Linked DNA regions of Mus musculus: region 2 is linked to region 1. A link is a loop called in an ENCODE intact Hi-C map of the cell type or tissue named here. Cell type or tissue: left cerebral cortex. All regions are shown on one strand.

What was found. A loop is a pair of places that touch in the nucleus more often than their neighbours do. Peaks named below come from ENCODE experiments on the same cell type or tissue, not always from the same donor. Only the 100,000 strongest peaks of a DNase experiment are listed, where the experiment ranks them.
Region 2: a loop joins it to region 1, with 2.8 times the contacts of the local background. A loop is called at or near these places in 3 of 42 quality-filtered maps.

The regions. Positions count from the first base shown.
Region 1 is chr8:71,755,317-71,763,316 of GRCm38, reverse strand. Gm35572 (a long non-coding RNA gene) reads left to right here and starts at 7,122. Exons shown (of 5, transcript XR_870507.3): 1 at 7,122-7,148; 2 at 7,542-7,651; 3 at 7,843-8,000. In left cerebral cortex, no CTCF peak of the experiment used is centred here; a DNase peak (open chromatin) is centred at 3,952.
Region 2 is chr8:72,029,993-72,037,992 of GRCm38, reverse strand. It overlaps the pseudogene Gm45734, the pseudogene Gm18924 and the pseudogene Gm25052. Among named protein-coding and RNA genes, the nearest start is that of Olfr372, 24 kb to the left of the region's middle. In left cerebral cortex, CTCF peaks have their summits at 2,647 (motif pointing right) and 4,911 (motif pointing right); a DNase peak (open chromatin) is centred at 4,929.

The sequences.
Region 1 (8,000 bases):
TCTCTTCAGAGAATTGAAGTTCTTGTCATAAAAATCTTCCACTTGCTTGCTTAGCTTCACACCAAGATATTTCATATTATTTGTGACTTACCATAAAGGGTGTTGTTTTCCTAATTTCTTTCTCAGCCCTTTTACCCTTTGAGTTACTGATTTGTTTAATTTTTTACCCAGCCACTTTGCTCAAGTTGTTTATCAGCTGTAGGAGCTCTCTGGTGGAATTTTTGGGGTCACTTATGTATACTATCATGTCACCTGCAAATAGTGATATCTTGACTTCCTCCTTTCCAACTTGTATCCCTTTGATCTCCTTTTGTTGCCTAATTGCTCTGGCTAGAACTTCAAGTACTGTATTGAATAGATAGGGAGAGAGGACAGCCTTGTCTTGTCCCTGATTTTAGTGGGATTGCTTCAAGTTTCTCTCCATTTAATTTGATATTGGCTATTGACTTACTGTATATTGCTTTTATTATGTTAGGTATGGATATTGAATTCCTGATTTCTCAAATACTTTTAACATGAAGGGGTGTTGTATTTTGTCAAAGGCTTTTTCAGCATCTAATGAGATGATCATGTGGGGTTTTTTTTCCCTTGAGGTTGTTTATATAGTGAATAACTTTGATGGATTTCCATATATTGAACCATCCCTGCATCCCTAGGATGAAGCCTACTTGATGGTGGTGAATGCTTGTTTTGATGTGTTCTTTCTTGGATTTGGTATGCAAGATTTTTTTTCTTTTTTTTTTTATATTTTTTTATTACGTATTTTCCTCAATTACATTTCCAATGCTATCCCAAAAGTCCCCCACACCCTCCCCCCCACCACTCCCCTACCCACCCATTCCCATTTTTTGGCCCTGGCATTCCCCTGTACTGGGGCATATAAAGTTTGCCTGTCCAATGGGCCTCTCTTTCCAGTGATGGCCGACTAGACCATCTTCTGATACATATGCAGCTAGAGACAAGAGCTCCGGGTTGCTGGTTAGTTCATAATGTTGCACCTACAGGGTTGCAGAGCTCTTTAGCTCCTTGGATACTTTCTCTAGCTCCTCCATTGGGGGCCCTGTGATCCATCCAATAGTTGACTGTGAGCATCCACTTCTGTGTTTGCTAGGCCCCGGCCTAGTCTCACAAGAGACAGCTATATCAGGGTCCTTGCATCAAACGCTTGCTAGTGTATGCAATGGTGTCATCGTTTGGAGGCTAATTATGGGATGGATCCCTGGATATGGCAGTCTCTAGATGGTCCATCCTTTTGTCTCAGCTCCAAACTTTGTCTCTGTAACTCCTTCCATGGGTGATTGTTTCCAATTCTAAGAAGGGGCAAAGTGTCCACACTTTGGTCTTCATTCTTCTTCAGTTTCATGTGTTTGGTATGCAAGATTTTTATTGAGTATTTTGCATCGATATTCATATGGGAAATTGGTCTGAGGTTCTCTTTCTTTGTTGGATCTTTGTGTGGTTTCGGTATCAGTGTAATTGTGGCTTCATAGAATGTATTGGGCAGTGTTCTTTCTGTTTCTATTTTATGAAATAGTTTGAGAAGTATTGGTAGTAGGTCTTCTTTGAAGGTCTGATAGAATTCTGCAGTAAAATCTTCTGTCCCTGGACTTATTAAGTTGGGAGAGTTTTAATGACTGCTTCTATTTCCTTAGGGGTTATAGAACTGTTAAATGGTTTATCTGGTCCTGATTTAACTTTGGTATCTGGTATCTGTCCAGAAAATCATCCATTTCATCTAGACTTTTCAGTTTTGTTGAGTATAGGATTTTGTAGTAGGATGTGATGATTTGTTGAATTTCTTCAGTTTCTGTTATGTCTCCATTTTCATTTCTGTTTTTGTTAATTGGGATACTGTCTCTGTGCCCTCTAGTTAGGTTGGCTAAGGGTTTATACATCTTGTTGGTTTTCTCAAAGAAGTAGCTTTTTGTTTTGTTGATTCTTTGTATAGCTTTGTTTCTACTTGGTTGATTTCAGTCCTAAATTTGATTATTTCCTGCCATCTGCTCCTCTTGGGTGTATTTCTTTTTCTTCTGAAGCTTTCAGGTGTGCTATTAAGCTGCTACTGTATGATCTCACCAATTTTTTTATGAAGGCACTCAGAGCTATGAGTTTTCCTCTTAGGACTGCATTCATTGTGTCCCATAAGTTTGGGTATGCTGTGCCTTCATTTTCACTGAATTCTAAAAAGTCTTTTATTTCTTTATTTCTTCCTTCACCAAGTTAGCACTGAGTAAAGAGTTGTTCAGTTTCCATGAATATATGGGCTCTCTGTTCTTTTTGTTATTGAAGACCAGCCTTAGCCCGTGATGATCTGATAGGATGCATAGGATTATTTCAATCTTCTTGTATCTGTTGAGGCTTGTTTTGTGTCCAATTATATGGTCAGTTTTGGAGAAGGCACTGTAAATAAGGTGCTGTGAAGAAGGTAGAACAATATTCTATTGTTTTAGAGTGAAATGTTCTGTAGATATCTGTTAAATGTACTTGGTTTATAACTTCAGTTAGTTTCACTGTGTCTCTGTTTAGTTTGTTTCTATGATCGTCCATTGGTGAGAGTGGGGTATTGAAGCCTCCCACTATTTCCAATGGACCTCAGCTCCACTAATGAAGGTCGCACCAACTGCATATCCAAATAAGGTCATGTCCTGAGGGTTCAAGAGGGACGTAGTTTAAGGGGAGACCCAGTCAAGCCAGAATGCCCCCTTCCCACCTCAGCTACCAGTCACAGAAGTGTAGAGGAGCAAATGGTAGTCCCTCGGCTTCCAGCCTCCCTGGAGGCCTGAGAGGAGCTGCTGGCCTCCGGCTGGCGACACAACATAGCGCGTACCTTCTCCCTGAACTCACGGGACACATAGTAGTAGATGAAAGGGTCTACGCAGCTGTTGAGGGTGCTGAGTGCCAGGCTGGGCACATAGGCTCCATAGAGATTGCCCCAGGCCTCAGGGCTCGGGTTTGAATAGTGCAGCACCAGCAGCACATTGCTAGGTGTGAAAGAGGCCACTGCTGAGAACAGTACCAGGGCTGTCAGTCTGAGTGCATGGCTGTAGCGCTGGCCATTGGCCACCAGTGCACAAAGGGTGGCCCCATAGCACGGGCCCATGGCCAGCAGTGACACGAAGCAGCCCAGGACAGCCAGGCAGGTGAAGGCCGGTCTCCAGTGGGAGATCTTCTCAGTCAAGGGTAGCCCATCATAGCTTAGGTATGCTAGAAGCCAGAGCAGATGCTGTGTGCCTCAGACCTGGAGTGACTAGCATTTGTGAGTAGCCCATGTGGGTGCTAGGATCTAGACTCTAGTTCAACAGCAAATGCTCCCAACTGCGGGCCATCTTTCAAGTGTCATGGTCTTCTATTTTTAAGTGGCTTTAATTTATATCTTGGGAGACACGTCACAAACTCTGGAAGTCAGAGGACAGCTCCAAGCAGCCAGTTTTCCTTCTATCATGTGGGGACTTGGAGAGCAAATGCAAGAGCATCAGGTGTGGCAGCGAGCACCTTTCTCCTGAGCTGTTCGGCTAGCTGGGATCTTGTATGATCTTTGTAATTTGTGTGAAATTGGCTGGGTCTGCAGAGCATGGCTCAGACTTGACCTCCCTGGAAGCCCATAGAGCCCCTCATTGTCTGGTACTTCTCAGCTGGTGACCAAGCTTCCTCTTTCTAGCCCCAAGGGACCAATCTGTGTCCAGACATGGGGACATTTGACTGTTCTTTCTAGGGTTTGGTACTTTTGGCACTAAAAATTTATTTTAACTACGTGCATAAGCATGTAGATATGTATGGGATTGTGAACACGAGTGCGGTGACCATGAAGACTGAAAGAGAGGGTCAGAACACTTGGCAATGGAACTACAGATAATTGTGAGCTGGCCCACGAGAACACTGGCAGGTGGGTCCTCTGCAACAATACTGAGCCACTTCTGTGCCCACACGTTTGCCAGCACGGTGCCCAAGGCCCACACATCCTGGGCAGCTGCTCTGCTACTGAGCTTCGCCCTGATTCTCACTTGCTCTTCAGTATTTACCTATATGTTTGTGCGCATGTGTCTGTTTGTGCGCATGTGTCTGAGGGTGCGTGTGTATGTGCATGTGTGTGGGCACATGCATGTGTGTCTGAGGATGCATGTGTATGTGTTTGTGTCTGTGTGTGCATGTGACAGTGCATGTGTGTGGATGCAGTTATGTGTGTGTGAGGATGCGTGTGTGTGCTGGGAACAGCATACAATGACAGGGATTGCGTGCAGTAGGCCGAAGTAGAGACATCTTAGTAACCCATGGCAACTCTTTGTTTAAAAAAAAAAAAAAACAGTTGTTCCCATTTCCCCTAAACATAGCCCTGAACAACAGCTGATTCATTTGTGCATGACTGCTTTTCAGTTGGCCCTGGTGTGCATAATTATTCTATTATAGCTGACTTTCTTATTTCTTTCTCCTTCTGCTCTAATGAATTCTGTGAAACTAGATGTTTCTTGATATAATGATTCTTAAACAATTAAAAACTGAGGCATGCTGTGTGCTCTCATCTTGGAAACAATGTAATAACTGCACAATGGTAGCTCCAGATTAATGCTTGACTTGCAGAGAAAGTTTGAAAAACTTATTAGAAAATGAATTAGAGCCAACATTAGGACCCCAAGAAAGAAAAAAACTATTGATGCTATGAAATGAGTTTTCTTTAAAAATATTTATTTTATGTACAATTATAACTGTCTTCAACACACACCAGAAGAGGGTGTCAGACCCCATTACAGATGGTTATGATCCACCATGTGGGTTCTGGGAATTGAACTCAGGACGCCTGGAAGAGCAGTCAGTGCTCTTAACTGCTGAGCCATCTTTCCAGCCCATGAAATGAGCTTTGCACAACATTTGAGAATGGTTCCTGAATAAACAAGTATAGAATATGTAAAACCTTACACTAGTAAAACTAAGTCAAAACACTGGGACTCTTTTTTTTAATTAGGTATTTTCCTCATTTACATTTCCAATGCTATCCCAAAAGTCCCCCACATGCTCCCCCACCCACTCCCCCACCCACCCACTCCCACTTCTTGGCCCTGGCGTTCCCCTGTACTGGGGCATATAAAGTTTGCACAACCAATGGGCCTCTCTTTCCACTGATGGCCGATAGACCATCTTCTGATACATATGCAGCTAGAGTCAAGAGCTCTGGGGTACTGGTTAGTTCATAATGTTGTTCCACCTATAGGGTTGCAGATCCCTTTAGCTCCTTGGGTACTTTCTCTAGCTCCTCCATTGGGGGCCCTGTGATCCATCCAATAGTTGACTGTGAGCATCCACTTCTGTGTTTGCTAGGCCCCGGCGTAGTCACAAGAGACAGCTATAGCATTGTGTGCAATGTGCAGACACAGAAAGCTAGCAGAACTGCTGAGTTAAGGGTTAACTTGATTCTTTCTGGCCACTGCCTGGCAGCTTTGCCCATGTCATTTATCATTAGAGCTTCACAGGAAAATGCAAGTAGCTGGCCTCTGAGCTACTGTGTATAATGAATCAAAGTTAAAGTTTAAACAATGATAAACTTGCAATTATTATTACTTTGGCTATAGGCCTAGGAACAGGCCTTGAAACTTTGGAGAGCAATTGTAATTCTTGGTTCTTTGTGGGTTGTGGTTATTCCTTTAAATCTAACTTGGCAACAATTATACAATGTCTTTTTTTTTTACCTCCATTTGGAATATCAATAAAAGACTGGGGCAATAAGAGAAAGGCAAGAGTTCGAGTAGTGAGCATGTAGAAAGCGAGTGAGGAGTATGTGAGGTGAATGTAGAGAGTGAGTGGTGAGCATGTGAAGAGCAGGTGAGAGAGTGAATGCAGAGAGCATGAGAAGAGCATTGAGAGTGAGTGAGGAGAGAATGTGGAGAGTGAGTGAGGAGAGAATGTGGAGAGTGAGTGAGGAGAGAATGTGGAGAGTGAGGAGAGCATGTGAGAGTGAGTGAGGAGAGAATGTGGAGAGTGAGTGAGGAGAGAATGTGGAGAGTGAGTGAGGAGAGAATGTGGAGAGTGAGTGAGGAGAGAATGTGGAGAGTGAGTGAGGAGAGAATGTGGAGAGTGAGTGAGGAAAGAATGTGGAGAGTGAGTGAGGAGAGCATGTGAGAGTGAGTGAGGAGAGAATGTGGAGAGTGAGTGAGGAGAGAATGTGGAGAGTGAGTGAGGAGAGAATGTGGAGAGTGAGTGAGGAGAGCATGTGAGAGTGAGTGAGGAGAGAATGTGGAGAGTGAGTGAGGAGAGAATGTGGAGAGTGAGTGAGGAGAGAATGTGGAGAGTGAGTGAGGAGAGAATGTAGAGAGTGAGTGAGGAGAGCATGTGAGAGTGAGTGAGGAGAGAATGTGGAGAGTGAGTGAGGAGAGAATGTGGAGAGTGAGTGAGGAGAGAATGTGGAGAGTGAGTGAGGAGAGAATGTGGAGAGTGAGTGAGGAGAGAATGTGGAGAGTGAGTGAGGAGAGAATGTGGAGAGTGAGTGAGGAGAGAATGTGGAGAGTGAGTGAGGAGAGAATGTGGAGAGTGAGTGAAGAGAGAATGTGGAGAGTGAGTGAGGAGAGAATGTGAAGAGTGAGTGAGGAGAGACTGTGAGAGTGAGTGAGGAGAGAATGTGGAGAGTGAGTGAGGAGAGAATTTGAGGCGTGTAAGAAGAGTTTTGAGAGTGAAAGGAGAGTGCATATGGTGTGTGTGAGATGTGTGTGAAGAGTGTGTGTGAGAGTGAGGGGAACACACAGAGGTGTGTATGCATGTGGGAGTTCAAGAAAAGCAGAGTGCACAGAAGAGTGTGTGCAGCCTCAGGCTAAGAGTGAATGAGAGACAGAGAGAGACAGACAGACAGACAGAGAGAGACAGAGAGAGACCAGAGAATAGAGAACCTTTTTTTTATTAAATGAATTTATTTTACACTCCATATTCCATTCCCTGCCCCCCATTCACCCTTCAACTGCTCCACATCCCACACCTCCTCCCCACACCCCAGCCCCATCTTCATGTGGAGACCCCAATCCCCACCCCACCTGACCTCTAAACTCCCTGGGGCCTCCAGTCTCTTTCCATCCCTGTAATTCTTTCAGATAGGAACAATTATGGGTCAGAGATGTGACTGTGGGATGGCAACCCTATCCCTCACTTGATGTCCTGTCTTCCTGCTGGAGGTGGGCTCTATAAGTTCCCTCTCTCTACTGTCAGGTGTTTCATCTAAGGTCCCTCCTTTTGATTCCTGAGAGTATCTTACCTCCCAGATCTCTGTACATTCTGGAGGGTGCCCCCAGCCTCCTATTTCCTAAGGTTGCCTGTTTCCATTCTTTCTGCTGGCCCTCAGGGCTTCAGTCCTTTTCCCTCACACAATACCAGATCAGGTTCCCCTCTTCCCCCTACTCCCTCCCCCCCATCTACTTTCCCTCCCAAGTCCCTTCTTCCCTCCCCACTTGTGATTGCTTTCTTTAAGAGAAAGAAACTTTAAGCCTTGAAAAATTGCCTGTCAGCTTTTACCCAAAAAGTAGTCTGTGTATATTTATTATGCACCTTCCAAATATCCCTGCTTCCAGGTGAAAACTCCCATCCTGTGTTGAGATTGGACCCTGACATATGTGGAGGTCGGAGGACAACTTGCAGGAATAGGATCTCTCCACCATGTGGATTCATGGATTCAAATGAGGTGGGTTAGCCTTGTGGCAAGCACCTTTACAAACCACTGGGCCATCTTGCCAGCCTCACTCACTAAAAGCATGTTTAGGCTCTGACAGTTGACCTGAAGGTGGCCCTGTATGCAGCCCCATACTATGATACTTGCACCATGCCTCGTGTCCAGATGGATGCCATACTTACCTCCATTCCCTCGCTCTCCAGGGAGACACAAGAGCAAAAAACAACATGGGTGACACCGAGTTGATGGGTCCCTTTACTTGCTGCGCAGCCTTCCTGTCTAGAAAGCTCAGAGCAGGGGCTCCTACCAGCCCCACATATGCCCTACATGGCCAAATATGGCAGTGTGTCCCCAGGAAGGA
Region 2 (8,000 bases), 270 kb before region 1:
AATACTCACAAACTGAATCAAAGAACACATCAAAGACATCATCCACCATGATCAATTAGGCTTCATCCCAGAGATCCAGGAAAGGTCCAACATATGAAAATCTGTAAATTTATATACCATGTAAACAAACTGAAAGAAAAAAACCCCCACATGATCATCTGATTAGATGCTGAAAATACCATTCACAAAATCCAACACTTCTTCATGCTAAAAGTCTGGGAGAGATCAAGGATACAAGGCATGTACCTAAACTTAATAAAGACAGTTTACAACAAGCAAACAGCCAACAATAAATTAAACTGATAAGAACAGATACTACACTTGGTCTTAGCCAAAAGACCGAGAAGCTATCCAACATTAAATTAAATGAAGAGTGACTTGAAGCAGTTCCACTAAAATCAGGGATAAGACAAGGCTGCCCACCTGCTCCATATATATTCAATATAGTATTTAAAGTTCTGTAGAATCCAAAATAAATTCAAGACAACCTAGCCACTTCCCCCCTCTGAAGGAACTTTCCAAACTGTATAGTTTTAGCAGTAAAAATGATCAGACAAAGTCTACAGCTGCGAAAACAAGATTAGCTGTTCTCGAAAAAATAACCATAACAAAAATAACAGTTTTCAGAAAAATTCTCCTGCCCCACCTCCCACTAAATTCAGAGAAAAAAACATAAGGTCAGGCAGAGTGAGTCACTAGGCCAAAGGTAGCCACCCCATGCAAACCAACCAATGCCTGAAAGGGTTACTTGCTATACCAATGAGAATAAGCCAGCTAGTCCTGTTGCCTAAATCTGCCCCTTATAAGGTATAAAAAGTGTGTTCTTTGTTTGTTCAGGGTCTCTCCTCTTGCCTCCATGCTGAGGGGGGTTCCCAGTGTGTTGGATCAACAATAAAAAAACCTCTTGCAGATTGCAGGGATGTCAATCTTTGTGGTCTTTGTGAGTGAGGGTCTTTTGGCAGACTCCAAAAGTTCTAGCTAGTGTAATAAGACAACTAAAGGAGATCAAGGGGCTACAAATTAGAAAGGCAGAAGTCAAATGAAGATAATATGATAGTATACATAAATGACACCAAAAGCTTCTTACCAGGGAACTCTTAACATCTATAATGACCTTCACAAAATGGATGGATACAACATAGCTGTGAGCCCACAAGTTCTTACTTGGCCCCCCGTTTTTTCCCATTTATTTATTTATTTATTTATTTATTTATTTATTTATTTATTTATTTATTTTTGGTTTTTTGAGACAGGGTTTCTCTGTATACCCCTGGCTGTCCTGGAACTCACTTTGCAGACCAGACTGGCCTTGAACTCAGAAATCTGCCTGCCTCAGCCTCCAAAGTGCTGGGATTAAAGGTGTGCGCAACCATGCCTGGCTCCCTTCAATTTGAGATAGCAGAAATGGCATAAAAATGTAGGGCTACTGCATCTTGGTGCTCTCACTCAGTATATGCAAGCTACTGGCAACATTATCATCATACAGTGCTTTAGAGGCAAAGCCACCAGAATGCCTACAGAAAGTTCAGGGACTCCTATTTAACTTCCCTAAGATTTTCCCTTATGGAGTTCTTCCCTTTTTTTTTTGTTTTTGTTTTTGTTTTTTGTTTTTTGTTTTTTTTTTTGTTTGTTTGTTTTTCAAGACAGGGTTTCTCTGTACAGCTCTGGCTGTCCTGGAACTCAGTTTGTAGACCAGGCTGGCCTCGAACTCAGAAATCCACCTGCCTCTGCCTCCCGAGTGCTGGGATTAAAGGCCTGCGCCATTACGCCCGGCTTCCCTGGAACTCTTTTGCTTATGAGGCTGGGCATTCTTGAAACTCTTAAGGCCAGCACATGACCTGGCAGGGGTCTCCCTACAGTGTTTTCCATCTCAAAAGCTGTGGGCAGCCTCTGCATAACAGCAATAGAGCCTAGGCATCCACTAGGACATCATACATTTTGCAGATAAATGGATAGAACTAGAAAATGGCATCTTGAGTGAGGTAACCCAGGACCACAAAGACAAACATGGTGTACTCACTTCTTTTTTTTTTTTCCAGAAAATTTTAACAGGTTTATTTATAATTGTTATAAAGTTGAACTGTTGAAATGTGTTCACTGAAACATTTTGCTTGCATTAATGCTTTCCATCTTGCATTTATATTAAAAATTCACACACAAATGAACGTGGAGAAACGCCAATATCTGATTCTGTCCCCTATGTTTCCACTCGCAATCATATACTTAGGTACCTTTGACCCCATGGAAAAAATATCTAACATTCAGAACTACTGATAACAGGAAGAAGAGGAAAAAAAAATTTTTCAAGAATGAAATGTTTCCCCTCATAGTGGACTCTTAAGCACGTTCTCCGCATATGCGGCGTGCTAGCTGGATATCTTTTGGCATAATTGTTACACGTTTGGCATGGATAGCACACAGATTGGTATCTTCAAAAAGGCCAACCAGATAGGCCTCACTTGCCTCCTGCAAAGCACCAATACCTGCACTCTGGAAGCGCAGATCTGTTTTGAAGTCCTGAGCAATTTCTCACACCAGACGCTGAAAGGGGAGCTTGCGGATCAGAAGCTCAGTGGACTTCTGATAGCGTCTGATTTCACGGAGTGCCACAGTACCAGGCCTGTAACGATGAGGTTTTTTCACCCCTCCAGTAGAGGGCGCACTCTTGCGAGTGGCTTTTGTAGCCAGTTGTTTCCTGGTTGCTTTACCACCGGTGGATTTGCGGGCAGTCTGCTTTGTACGAGCCATGGTATGGACACCTCCTTACTTACCCCCCTTCTCCTTCGGCTGGAGCTCGGCAAGAGAGAGGCGGCGCTGGCGTTGGAGAGCCGGTGTACTCACTTCTAAGTGGACATTAGTAAAGGATAACCAAGTTATAGTCCACAGACTCAAAGAAACTAAGCAACAAGTAGGGCTAAAGGGGCATGTGTGAATCTCACTGAGAAAGGGAATAGAATAGACATTGCTGATTGATGGGGGATGGGAACAGGAGGGATCAGGTGGGAGGAGGACAGTGAGAGAGTACTGGAGAGACAACTGAATCAGGGAACATCTCTGGGATGAGCTAGAAACTTAGAGCAATGGGAACTGCCAAGAATCTATGAGGGTGACCCTAGCTAAAACTCCCAACAGTGAGGGACATGGAACCTGAACTGGTCAAGATTTTAAGTGGAAGGACTGGGACTTCAACCTAGCCACAATTTTGACCTACAATTTATACTGCTTATAGGATGTGTGGGAGTAAAGGTGGAACAGAGGTTGAGGGAGTGGCTAACCAATGACTGGTCCAGCTCAAGACCCAAGCCACAACTGGGATCCCATGACCCTGGTATTGCCTGGATGTCCAGAATCTAAAGGCTGTATAACCGAGGGACCTAGGATAGAACCAAACAAGACTGGCAAAACATCAACAACAAAAAAGTCAATAACTTAAAGCCTAATGATATTCTGCTATACTTAGATTAGTGTCTAACCCAATTGCCATCAGAGAGGTTTCACCCAGCAACTGATAGAAACAGATGCAGAGACCCACAGTTAAACATTAGGCAGAGCTTGGGGAATCCTGTGGAACAGAGGAGGAAGGATTGTAGGAGACAGAGGGGTAAAAGACACCAGAAGAAAACCCACAGAATCCATCAATCTGAGCCCATATGGACTCATAGAGAATGAACTACCAACAGGGAGCCTCCATGGGACTGACCTAGGTTCTGTGCACATATGTTATGGACGTGCTTAGTTTCTTGTGAACAGCAGGAGCAGGGCCTGTCTCTGACTCTGCTACCTGTCTTTGGGGCCCTTTCCATCTACTAGGTTGCCTTGTTCAGCCTTAATAGAAGAGGATGTGCCTAGTTCTAGTACAAGTTGATATGCCATGGCTGGTTGATATGCACGGAAGGCCTGCCCTTTTCTGAACAGAAACAGAGGAAGAGTGGGTAGGAGTAGGGAAGAGAAGGAGGTGGGGAGGAACTGGGGGGAGAGGAGGGAGGGGGAAACTGTGGTCAAGATGTAAAATAAATAAATTAATGAAAAAAATTAGGCTAAACAAGCCACGGGGAGCAAGCCTGTGAGCAGCACCCTTCCATGGCCTCAGTTCCTGCCTCCAGGTTCCTGTTCTGGCTTCCTCCACTGAAGGACTATGATCTGGAAATGTAAGCTCAATAAACCCTTTCCTCCCCAACTTGTTTTTGTTTTGTTTTTTTTGGTTTTTTTTTGGTCATGGTGTTTTCATCACAGCAACAGAATATCTTACTAAAATAAACCCTGTCTTAAAATAATAAGCAAAAGAGGAAGCATAAAGTCAAGAGGTGTGGGGACCAGGCTCAGTGGAAGAGGGCTTGGCTAGCACATTGAGATCCTGGATCTGATTCCCAGTACAGAAAGAGAAATAAAGGGGACAATGGTAAAATATAAAACAAATTTTGGGATAAACAATGGCATCTAACAGGTCGATATTGCAATATTTTAAAATCTTAATATGATTTATGTAATATCTGAGAAAAATGAAAATGAGACAATACAGCTGGTCCATGTCAGGATGGTGTCAGGACCCTCAACCACAGACAATGACAAGGCATAAAAAAGATGGAAAGTCATACAAATAAGTGTAGAAATGTCGATAAAATAGAAAAATTACTCCTTTTTTTTTTTTTTTGAGATAGGGTCTCACTGTGTATCTTTGGCTGGTCTGGAACTCTGTGTTGTCCAAGCTGGCCTTGGAATTGCAGAGATCTGTGAGGTGGAAACTTAAAGGTCAGTTGTGTTGGATGGTGTTTTGCTTGGGTAAACAAACACACAGTGTTTTCCTGAAATGGACACAGGTGAAAGGCTAAGGCCAACTCACAAAGGAAGCAGACAAGCACGTGAAAGGACACATGATGAGAAATTCTTTGCTAATGACTTGCATGTATTGGTGTAAAGGGCTGCAATATATGTGCCGCCACTAGATGGTGCTAAACCTCCTTGTGCGCAGCTGCGAGAGCACAGCCAGCCAAAGTCACCAGTCCATCTCCAGGGCTTTTGCCCAACCCCTGGGGGCTTTAACCTATCCCCAGGGTGCATGAGGATCATGGGTGTTGCTACCAGTCCTAGTTTAGACACGTCACCAAAAGTATTTAAGCCACACACTTTCTGAGCTTTCTTTGTCTACCTCAATATGATATAGAAGTAAAAGTTAACCGTGGAAGAATCTGGTGTGTCCTGTGTTTATTTCCCGCGGGACGGGGATAAGCTCGGGATACTTGGTGCCGAAACCCGGGAAAAAACGCCTTAACAACGCTGGCACCTAGAGGAGACCCTCCGACCAACCCACGGTGGATTTGGAATTCGGAGAGCATACTGAATCCTTGTAAGTAACTCTGATCCTTCTTAATCCCTCCCCTTAACTGGAAGGCGGCACTAAAAGCCTTTTGTTCTCATGCTGGCTGTGTTAACCCTATTTCTCCCGGTTTGATCCTGCACTCACCAGAAGTGGCGCTGAAAGAAAAAGTTTTGAATGCTGTTAAGCACGATCAGACGGACGTATATAAGCCGCAGTGCTTGTCTCATATTTAAGCCTCTCGTAGATAAGGGAGCAGTATGGGAAATTCACATTCTGTAACTACAGCTCTACACTCTGTTTTAAAACAGCGAGAGATAAAAGTTTCTACAAGAACCTTAGAAACGTTCATTAAGGAAATAGAACGTATATCACCTTGGTACGCGTGTTCAGGGTCGTTAACTCTTTCCTCTTGGGAGAAATTAAGGGAAGACTTAGCTAAGAAACAACAGAATGGGAAATTAAAGGCAGGGACCATGCCATTATGAAAATTGGTGAGATCGTGCCTGGAGGATGAGAGATGCCATCCAGCAATAATAACAGGTCAGGCAATATTAGAAGAAGTACAGGACGGTATGGCAGAAACAGAATGGTGTGAAAGGTTAAGAGCTCTAAAAAAGGAAAATGTGCACAAAGAAAAAAGCCCTTCCAGAGACCTTGAGTCAGAGGAAGTGAAAAATTTGAGGATAAATCCTCAGGGAGAGAAAAAGGAAAAGGAGAAAGTTCAGAAAAAGAAAAGCCTTTATCCGGTAAAGGAACTAGAGGCTTTGAAGCTTGATAGTTTAAAAGCAGATGAGCTTAGCTCCTCTGAGGAAGAGGAGTCACATTATGAGGCAGCTCATTATAAAAAAAAAATACCATCCAGAGGAAAGGCGAGTGAAGAAATCAGAGAAAAAATTAAAAGTTACTAGAGACACAGAGCAGGCCACCTCTGGGCCTTCTAGTCTCAATACACCTCCACCTTATGTGGAGAAATTTTATTCTGATTCTTTTCTTTCAAAGGAGGAAAAGAAAAAATTATATCAGGCATTTCCTGTCTTTGAAGCTGCAGATGGAGGGCGAGTACAGGCCCCCGTGGAGTATACTCAGATAAAAGAACTTGCTGAGTCGGTTCGCAATTATAGAGTTAGTGCCAACTTCACTATCTCCCAAATTGAAAGATTTGCTACTTTAGCCATGACCCCAGGAGACTGGCAGACAACAGTGAAGGCTGCACTCCCTAATATGGGGCAATATATGGAGTGGAAAGCGTTGTGGCATGATGCTTCTCAGACACAGGCCAAAGTCAATGCCACTGCTGAAGGCAATCAGAGAAATTGGACATTTGAATTATTAACAGGACAAGGACAATATGCTAATAATCAGACGAATTATGATTGGGGAGCATACAATCAAATCTCCACTGCTGCCATTAAGGCGTGGAAGGCACTTTCCAAAAAGGGAGAGTCTAGAAGATACTTGACAAAAATTATACAAAATCCTCAGGAGTCATTCTCAGACTTTGTAGCTAGAATGACAGAGGCAGCAGGCAGAATTTTTAGAGACTCTGAACAGGCAATGCCTTTAGTGGAACAGTTGATTTATGAGCAAGCCACTCAAGAATGCAGAGCAGCAATTACACCCAGAAAGAGCAAAGGACTGCAAGATTGGTTAAGGGCATGCGTGAGCTTGGAGGCCCCTTATCTAATGCAGGGTTAGCGGCTGCTATCCTGCAGGGCCAAAGGCGTTCAGATACAAATAGTAATAACAGGGTCTACTATAACTGTGGCAAACCAGGACATATGAGAAGGGACTGCCAGGCACTTGTAAAAGGGAAAGTGCTAGGGCTATGTACCAGGTGTAGAAAAGGCTATCATCGAGCCAGTGAGTGTCATTCAATTAAAGACATCAGAGGCAGATTTATTCAGTCTGGACCTCAGGCAGAAAGAAGTGAAGACAATTCAAAAAACGAGTTTCTGGGCCCCAGGTCCCAGGGCCCCAAAACATATGGGATCCCAGCTCACAACAGACAGACACTACAGTCCACAGAGCTGCAGAAGTCTCAGCAAGAGTGGATCTCTGTGCCATCACTCGATTCATGCTGACACCCTCAATGGGGATGCAGCCCATTCCCACTGACTTCAAAGGGCCTCTGCCATCCAGAAGTGTTGGCCTAATACTGGGCCAGGCCTCCTTGGCTTTACAAGGTCTCATTATCCACCCTGGAGTCGTAAATCAAGACTATGAGGGGGAACTTCAAGTTCTTTGTTCCTGTCCTCAAGGTGTTTTTTCTATAGCACAAGAAGATAAAATAGCTCAGCTAATAGTCTTGCCAAGCCTACATGGCTACTCCCCCTCCCCTGGTGTCCTTCAAGCTGCTAAAGAAATTGGCTCTGCTAAAAATGATTCTGCTTACTTAATAATGCCTCTTGATTCCAGGCCAGCTTTAGAGTTAGTTATAGAAGGGAAACACTTCAAAGGGATTCTAGATACAGGAGCAGATAAAAGTATCATCTCTTCCCACTGGTGGCCAAAAGCTTGGCCCGTTACTCAGTCATCACATTCTTTGCAAGAGTTAGGCTATCAGTCCTGCCCCACTATCAGCTCTCGCACTCTGAGCTGGCAAGCACCTGAAGGTCAAACGAGAAGGTTTACTCCCCATGTCTTACCACTCCCAGTTAATCTTTGGGGGAGAGACATTTTACAG